Regions from separate parts of the Homo sapiens genome. Here region 1 is linked to region 2. Evidence: read pairs that join two places in POLR2A ChIA-PET (ENCODE). Cell type or tissue: endothelial cell of umbilical vein. All regions are shown on one strand. Each heading gives the region's core, and the rest is flanking DNA. Links, peaks and the distances in the headings are about the cores only.

The links. ChIA-PET counts read pairs that join two places held together with the same protein. Peaks named below come from ENCODE experiments on the same cell type or tissue, not always from the same donor. Only the 100,000 strongest peaks of a DNase experiment are listed, where the experiment ranks them.
Region 1: POLR2A ChIA-PET joins it to region 2 with 8 read pairs; 2 of 35 experiments call an interaction of 5 or more read pairs at or near these places.

What each region holds. Positions count from the first base shown.
Region 1 is chr12:49,884,788-49,889,175 of GRCh38, reverse strand. FAIM2 (Fas apoptotic inhibitory molecule 2) reads left to right here. Exons shown (of 12, transcript NM_012306.4): 10 at 1-69; 11 at 1,737-1,790. Among named protein-coding and RNA genes, the nearest start is that of FAIM2, 17 kb to the left of the region's middle. RefSeq lists enhancers at 1-537, 538-1,326, 1,327-2,115. In endothelial cell of umbilical vein, for the core only: no CTCF peak of the experiment used is centred there; no DNase peak of the experiment used is centred there; H3K27me3 peaks cover 997 bases.
Region 2 is chr12:49,781,585-49,785,972 of GRCh38, reverse strand. No RefSeq gene overlaps it. Among named protein-coding and RNA genes, the nearest start is that of TMBIM6, 42 kb to the right of the region's middle. In endothelial cell of umbilical vein, for the core only: no CTCF peak of the experiment used is centred there; DNase peaks (open chromatin) are centred at 1,002 and 1,792; H3K27ac peaks cover 2,674 bases.

The sequences.
Region 1 (4,388 bases), core at 188-4,187, 100 kb before region 2:
CTCTTCGTGCTTCTCATGACTCTTTTCTTCAGCGGACTCATCCTGGCCATCCTCCTACCCTTCCAATATGTGAGTCTCTGGGTCCCCCAGCAGGCCCCATGGGGAGGGAGGGGCCCCACTGGCCCAAGGTGCCGTTCCCTCCCCTATCCGCCAGGGAAGGCCAGGAGCCAAGGCCCCACAGCCTGCCATCCTGTGCGGCCCCTCCTGGCACCTGCCACAGGCGTGCTGGCAGTGTAAGCAAACAAGGAGGCTTTTCTTGTCAGGCCTGGGTACCTGCCTGGCTCCACAAGCCACATCCGGCTTCACTTTTCCCGTCCTCCTCTGTGGGGTGGAGGTGAGATTGAGGGTAGGGTGTGGAGCATTTAAACCCTGGGCAGGGAAGGGAGTACTGGGGCTCCATGAGGCCCGCCAGACCCAGAGGGGCCTTGAAGAAGGGTCTTCTGGGGCTCCTGGGGGATCAGCCAAGTCCAAAGAGGCAGAATCTAGCTGGCCAGGCAGGCGGGACGTGGGGCAGCGGGGCTCGGAGTATACCCACATCCTTAGAGCATCCACCAGCTGGCGGCCAAGTCTCAGCTCTTTTAGAGGTGTCCAGCCTGCCCTGGGGAATCCAACTGAGACTCTGCAGGCACCCAGGCCCCTGCATGTGGAGAAGGGGCAGATTGGGGTCATCACAGGAAGGCCTTGAGATCTGAATCCTGGGAACCCAAGAGATGAGCTGTTGGACCGCTGCTGGGGGCCCAGTGCTTATACCCCTCACCCCCATAGCCACACATGGTACACAGTCCCCCACTGCCCTTTTCTAGTAGGGCTGCGAGCAGTTGTCCTCACATCCCCCTCCCCACCTCCATCCTGCCCAGCCCCAGCCTCCGGGCACTTGGCGTCCAGTCCAGGACGTCAGGATTGGTGCTGGCATTTCCTTGGCTCTTCCCAGGATCCTGTTGACAAAGGGAGGGGCCAGAGCTGGCCTGGGGGCCCTCTGTGTGTCTAGGATGGGGAGGAGTGTTACAGGAAGGGGCCACGGAACTTCAAAGAACCCTTTATTGACCCAGGTCTGGTTGATGGGTTGCCTTTGTTTCCGAGTCTTCTGGAGGAGGGCCCCATGGAGGGCCCTAGTGCGGTGCCTCCTGCAGAGTTTCCCCCACAGCTGGCTGCTCCAGACCTGGAGGAAGACTCAGGGGGCAGAGAGTGGGGAGGTGCTGTTCCAGCCTGTGCTGTTCCAGCTGTTCCTCCACCATGCACAGCTGGCAGAGACTCCAGATGCCCCCCCAACACACCCCTGAGGTCAAGTCTTTGTCCCCTTCTACCTGAGTTCCTTGCCTCCAAGGCAGAGCCCAGGAGTGCCCTGACACAAGGACAGACAGATCCTATGCTGGACAGGGATGAACGCACACTGGGAGGCGGGAGCAGCCTCAAGCAGTCCCAGGCTAGAGGGAGGACAGGGCCCACCGAGAGTCATCTTCATCTGCCCTGAGCCCAGGGCTGTGTGCTGCGGGAAGAACGACCAGGCTCGGGGGAGTTCTCCCACCAGTCCCACCAGGATCGCTCTTATCCCGGGCCTCACTTCACCCACCCTGGGCACACAGAGAATCAGGGGCCACTGTCAGTCCTGGGGCTCCTTAGGGAGCTCTGGGCAGGGCTACCCCGTGTCCTCCATTCTCTGGACTGAACCCTCCTCCCTGCCCCTCTGACTGCTGCCCCTTCTTGTCGTCCCTAAGCCCATTTTTCCTCTGCCGCAGGTGCCCTGGCTCCATGCAGTTTATGCAGCACTGGGAGCGGGTGTATTTACATTGGTGAGTGTGGTCTAGCTCCTTGGCAGCCTCCTTCCCAGCATCCTGACCATCACCCCAGTCCCCTTCTCCTCCCATCTTCCTCACAGCCCTCTTCCCTGGATCCTCGGGAGCACCTGCGGGTAGGGCTAGGCTCGGTGCTGCGTTTGTTTGTTTGTTCATTTGGGGGATTCTACCTGGTTTCCAGGACAGACCGGCTGACCTGGGCAGGAGGGAAGATTGTAACAGCAGGATGGAAGCTGTAGACAGAGGCAAAGCTGGGAAGAGGCATCCCTTCCTCCAGGGGAGGGGCAGCGGTGCTTGCGGGGGCGAGAGAGTGGGGGTATCCTGGCCATGTGGACCAAGTTAGTAGTTACCCTCCTAGGGGCAATCAGGGAAGGCTTCTTGGAGCCAGGGAGATTCCAGGTACCCTGAGAGAGAGACTGTTAGATTGAGCATGTTCTTTGCTGTTCTCACGAAACTGAGAATGTTGATGATGATGATTACGGTTAGGATAACAGTAACAGCTAATATTTATTGAACACTTGCTTCCCCCCAGCCAGCTCTCCATAGCATTTAATTGTCATCTTAAGTCTATAAGATAGGTTCTACTGTTAATAAATTAAGATGGGGAGGCCGGTCACGGTGGCTCACGCCTATAATCCCAGCACTTTGGAAGGCTGAGGAGGGCGGATCATGAGGTCAGGAGATCAAGACCATCCTGGCTAACATGGTGAAACCCCGTCTTTACTAAAAATACAAAAAAAATTAGCCGGGTGTGGTGGCGGGCGCCTGTATTCCAGCTACTCCGGAGGCTGAGGCAGGAGAATGGTGTGAACCCGGGAGGCAGAGCTTGCAGTGAGCCGAGATCGCGCCACTGCACTCCAGCCTGGGCAACAGAGTGAGACTCCGTCTCAAAAATAATAATAATAATAAATAAATTAAGATGGGGAAACTGAAGCTCAGAGATATCAAATAACATGCCCAAGGTCACACAGCATCCTAGGAAGTGATAGGGCCAAACTGGGAACCTGGACAGTCTGATGTGTGTCCCCCTTGGGGTCTGAGGCTAAGTGGGGAGTGGCCGGAAGCAGATGCCCAGGAGGCAAGAGATGACCACGGACAGACACCTGCCTGGAGCTGCCCAACACAGGCCTCCTGCTCAGGTGGGCCCCACGCACCCGAATGCAGTCGTGTTTTAGGACCCACCCAGTTGGGCAAGCTTGTGCTGGTGACATCCTCTCGGAAAGGCATTCAAGGTCAACATTTATTGACAATGGAAGCAGTAACCAGACTCTCCCCTCCCTCGCTGGAACGTTCAGCTCAATTCAAGTGGCCAGAGTTGCAGCTTAGTCAAATTTCCGGAGGCTTGTGGGCGACAGGCTGAGGGGGCTGAAATGGGGGAAGGGATGGGGAGAGAGCTGTGAGCAGAGGTTTTGGGGGCTTTGGATAGGGATCAAGCCTGAGTGAGGGTGTGGCAGGTTCATTCACGCGTCCTCTCCGCAGGTCTTTATAGAGCACCTACTGTGTGTGATGTGCAGCACGGCTGCCCAGATGCCTGGTCAGCAGGGAGAGTGCAGTGCGTGGTGCAGAGTAGCACACAGCCAGTATTGTAGAATGAATAAATGACCTCCAGGCTTGGAACTGGAGGGCTGAGATCTAGATGAGAAAACTGAACTCCAGAGAAATGGAATGATTTGTCCATGGTTTCCCGGCAAGATAATGGCTCAATGTGGTCTTGATCAAGACTAAAGTGTCAGCTTACCCCAGGCTACCTAGGACTTTTCCAGTTTCAGCACTGAAAGCCCCACTTCTTGAGGAGCCCCTAAATCCTGGGCAAACTGGGAGCCTGGCCACCAGAAGACACTAACTTTTCTCAGACCCCGCACCATGCTCTTCCCTCCAGGCAATACTTCCTAAAGAAAGGTTTCAAAGGATGTGGTGGGGAATCGGACTAGGAGAGAAAGAGGAGGGCCACATTCGGGAGAGCTAGTCTGGGCAACAGCGCCTGGAGGCCCTAGAGGGAGGCATTTGCAGGGGACAGAAGAGGGGCCAAGCCAGGGCAGACAGTCTGGTGATGTTGGAGGCAGTGAGCACCCATGGGGGGCCGGCCGGGGAGTTTACTTGGCTTCCCGTGGATCAGGTTACAGCCAGTGTGTGAACCACCTGAGGAAGCCATGCATGCAAGTAGGGCTGGGTGAACAGTAATCCCTTAAATTTGTTTGATAAGCCCTAGTGTTATTAGAATAATAACAATAGTCCCCATCCTCTGTTCCACCCTTTATGTTTTACAAAGCACTTTCACACCTGTTACCTCCCCGCATCTCCACCACAGTCTGGCCAGGGAGTGGGGGCAGGCAGCCCTGAGGCTGTAAGACTTGCTTTCCACATCCAAAGCCCTGGGTGTTAACGGGCTGGCACAGAGTCTTTTTTTTTGAGACGGAGTCTCACTCTGTCGCCCAGGCTGGAGTGCAGTAGCGCGATCTTGGCTGACTGCAAGCTCCACCTCCCAGGTTCACGCCATTCTCCTGCCTCAGTCTCCCAAGGAGCTGGGACTACAGGTGCCCGCCACCATGCCCTGCTAATTTTTTGTATTTTTAGTAGAGACGAGCTTTCACTGTG
Region 2 (4,388 bases), core at 219-4,218:
AAAATCCCCTTCATACTGCGCCCTCAGTTTCATTCCACAAGCAACCTGAGTTAATTGGTTATCCTTTCGGATGTTTTTATTTATTTTTATTTATTGATTGATTTTTGAGACAGTCTCGCTGTGTCACTTAGGCTGGAGTGCAGTGGCGGGATCTCGGCTCAGTGCAACCTCTGCCTCTCAGGTTCAAGTGATTCTCATGCCTCAGCCTCCTGAGTAGCTGGTATTACAGACATGCACCACCACGCCCAGCTAATTTTTGTATTTTTAGTAGAGACAGGGTTTTGCCATGTTGCCCAGGCTGGTCTCAAACTCCTGGCTTCATGTGATCTGCCAGTCTCAGCCTCCCAAAGTGCTGGGGTTACAGGCATGAGCCACTGTTCCTGGCCCCTTTCAGATGTTTTTAAAATCCACATATATACAAGCATATTTATGTTTACCTTTTATTAGACAATGAGATTATCCTGTAGTTACTGATCTTCCCTTTAGCACTCAATAATATATCTTGGAGATTTTTCCAAAACCCATGAATCTCCACTTTTGTACATCATACTTCATTGTATAGACATACTTTATTTATTTGTTTTGTCATGACAACACTGCAGTGAACATTCCATATGTGTCTTTGGCCACTTGTATATTTCCATAAGATAAATTCCTATATTCTCCAGGTATAGTAGCTCATGCCAGTAATTTTAGCACTTTGAAAGGCCAAGGCGGAAAGAATTGCTTGAGGCCGGGAGTTTGAGACCAGCCTGGGCAACATAGTGAGACCCCATCTCTACAAAACCTACAAAAATTAGCCAGATGTGGTGGCACATGCCTGTAGTCCTAGCTACTTGGGAGGCTGAGGCAGGAGGATCCCTTGAGCCCAGAAGTTTGAGGCTACAGCAAGCTATTTTCCTACCACTGCACTCCAGCCTGAGGAACAGGGTAAGAGCCTGTCTCTAAGATAAATAAATAAATTTCTATAAATGGAATTGCTGAGTCATAGAGTATGCTTAGGTTTTTGTTTTTTAAGACAGTGTCTCACTGTCACCCAGGCTTGCATGTAGTGGCGCCATCTCAGCTCACTGCAACCTCCACCTCCCTGGTTCAATTGGTCATCCCACCTCAGCCTCCCCAGTAGCTGGGACCTAGGCGTGCACCACCACACCCAGTTAACTTTTGTATTTTTTGTAGAGATGGGTTTTGCTATGTTGCCCAGGCTGGTCTTGAACTCCTGGGCTCAAGTGATTCACTCACCTTGGACTCCCAAAGTGTTGGGATTAGAGGCATGAGCCACTGCCCTGGCCTTAACTTTGTTTTTTAATAGACATTCATAAGTTACACTCCCACAAGCAACATACAAGTTGAACTGTCTCCCCACTTCTTCCATATCATTGATTGTATCAAACTTCTTGTTAGCCAATTTGGTAGAAGAGATCATGTGGGGTTTTGCGTCAGTGTCGGGACAGCTTTGGCTTTCACTCAAAGTGAAATGGGGAAGCAGTGGAGAGTGATGAGAAGAGACAGTAGAGGGCTGGCACAGAAGCAGGAGCCAGTAAGGAGGCCTCTTCAGGAACCTCATTGAGAGATGCTGGTGACCTGGACCAAGCGGAGACAGTCAGGATGACAGGATTTGCTAACGTAATTGATGTGAGGAAAGAAGAGTCAAGGATAACTCTAAGAGTTTTGGAGCAAATGGAAGGGTGCCATTCACTGATATGGGGAAGACTGGCTAGAGCAGATGTCGGCGGGGAAGGAAGGTCAGGAGTTAAGTGTTGGCCATGTTAAATTTGAGATGCCTGTTGGATAACATCCAAGGGAAAATGTGGAGTAAGCAGTTGGGTTATAGAAGTCCAGAGTTTAGAAAAGAGGCCTGGCTGGAGGCATAAATTAGTAAGTCATCAGCATGTGGATGTTATTTAAAGCCAGAGGACTGGATGAGATCACCAAAGAAGTGAGAAGAGGAAAAGTCTGGGTCCTGACCCCTAGCATACTCCATTCTTTAGAGGTCAGAGGAAACGAGAAGGAAATGGCAAAGGAGGCTGCAGGGTGGTCCTGGGAGAATGTGGGGTCTTGGCATGTAAGTGAAGAAAATGTTTCAAGAAGGATTAAATAATCAGCTGTCACTTCTGCTGATGTGTCTGGCAAAAAGAGGATTGGAAATTGCCTTTTGAGCCAGGCGTTGTGGCACACACCTTTTAGTTCTAGTGCTTTGGGAGGCTGAGGCAGGATGATCACTTGAGCCCAGGAGGTCGAGGATGCAGGGAGCTATGATTGTGCCACTTCATTCCTGGGTAGATGACAGAGTGAGACCCTGTCTCAAAGAAAAAAAAAGAAAATTACCTTTTGGATTTAGCAGCACAGAGGTCACTGGTGACCTTAACAGGAACAGTGATGGAAGTGAAAGCTGTTTTGAGTGGGTCAAGAGCAAATGGGAAAGGAAGAATTGGAGTATAGACAGCTCTTTTTCAGCATTGTGGCACATCCCTATAGCTACTCATGAGGCTGAGGAGGGAAGATCATTGAGCCCAGGAATTGGAGGCAGCAGTGAGCTATGATCACACCACTGCACTCTCCAGCCTGGGCGACAAAGAGAGACCCTGTCTCTAAAAAAATAAAAACAAATAATTTAAGAAACAGAAAATTCTTTTAAGATATAGGGAAGAAAAAGGCACATGCCTATGAGTCCCCCACCAGCTACTCAGGAAGCTGAGGTGGGAGAATCTCTTGAGTTTAAGAGTTCAAGTTTCAAGGCCATCGTGATCTTGTTTTCCCTAGACGCCATCTTTTTTTTTTTTTTTTTGAGATGGCGTCTTGCTCTGTTGCCCAGGCTGGAGTGCAGTGACACGATCTCAGCTCACTGCAACCTCCGTCTCCTGAGTTCAAGCAATTGTCGTGCCTCAGCCTCCTGAATAGCTGGGACTACAGTACAGGCACGTGCCACCACACCTGGCTAATTTTTGTATTTTTAGTAGAGATGGGGTTTCACCATGTTGGCCAGGCTGGTCTTGAACTCCTGACCTCAGGTGATCCACTCACCTCAGCCTCCCAAAGTGCTTGGATTACAGGCGTGACCCACTGTGCCCAGCCTAGACGCCTTCTTTAGGGACAAGTAAGTAGGGTAGAAGAGAGTGGGAGAGGAGATGGGGGTCAAGAAATTAGACTTAGACTTTTAACATTTTAAAGTTTTTATTTTTGAAACTATTTCATACACAAATGTTTCAAATACAGTACAAAGTTTTTTCCTCTCTTAAACTATCTTTTTTTTTTAACAGAGTCTCACTCTGTCACCTAGGCTGGAGTGCAGTGGTGTGATCTCGGCTCACTGAAACCTCCGCCTCCTGGGTTCAAGTGATTCTCCTGCCTCAGCCTCTTGAGTAGCTGGCACTATAAGCACCCGCCATCACCTCTTGAGTAGCTGTCATTATAGGCGTCCCAGTCTTTCACCTAAACTATTTAAGAGTAGGTTGCTAACATGATGTTTTATCACCCCAAACACTTCAGGTTTGTTTACTACAAACAAGGACACTTTCTTATCTTCCCCAATACCATACCATCATCAAAATCAGAAATTAATATTGATAAAAAAACTTATCTACTCCTCAGACCACAGTCAACTTTCACTAATTGTTAGAATAATATCCTTTCTAGCCAGTTTAAAGTCACACATTGCATTCAGTTGTCATGTTTATTTAGTTTCCTTCAATCTGAAACAATTCCTCAGTCTTTCCTAACTTACAGGACTTTGAAATTTTGGAAGATTACAGGTGTTGATATTGATTTGTCTCATTACTAAAAATGCTCATTTTCATTACTCGCTGTCTGCTAGGTTTCTCCGTCACACATTTACTATTTCCCTTTATAATGAATAATTATGTTGTAGGTAGGTACTCTGAAACTATGTAAATATTTAATTTTTATTTAACTTTTTATGTGTTCATTTATTTAAATCAGTATAGAATTATGGTTTCTTATTTTATTCAGTGGTTTATATCTCAAATGCTCAAACTGTCCATGATTTGGCCAGTGGGAGCCCCTTCAAACTGGCTTCTGTGTCTTTTTGACAAATCTTCATCATTCTTCAAAGACGTACTTACTTTCTGCCATAACATGCTCGAGATTCATCTTGGATTTTCCCCAACCCAGTACTGGAATCAAGCATTTTTCCAAAGAGCCCTGTTTTATTTTCGTGGGGAATATTTAGAAACAAAGATCTGGAAGCTGGGTATGTTCATTGTTGTTGGAGTGTTGTTGCTCCCAGGCTCTAAGGGGGGGTTTCTTAAACATAGGAAAAGTTAGCCAGACAGGCCCAGTGGCACATGCCTGTAGTCTTAGCTAGTTGGGAGGCTGAGACAGGAGGACTGCTTGAGCCCAGGAGTCAAGTTCAGCCTGGGCTGCATAGT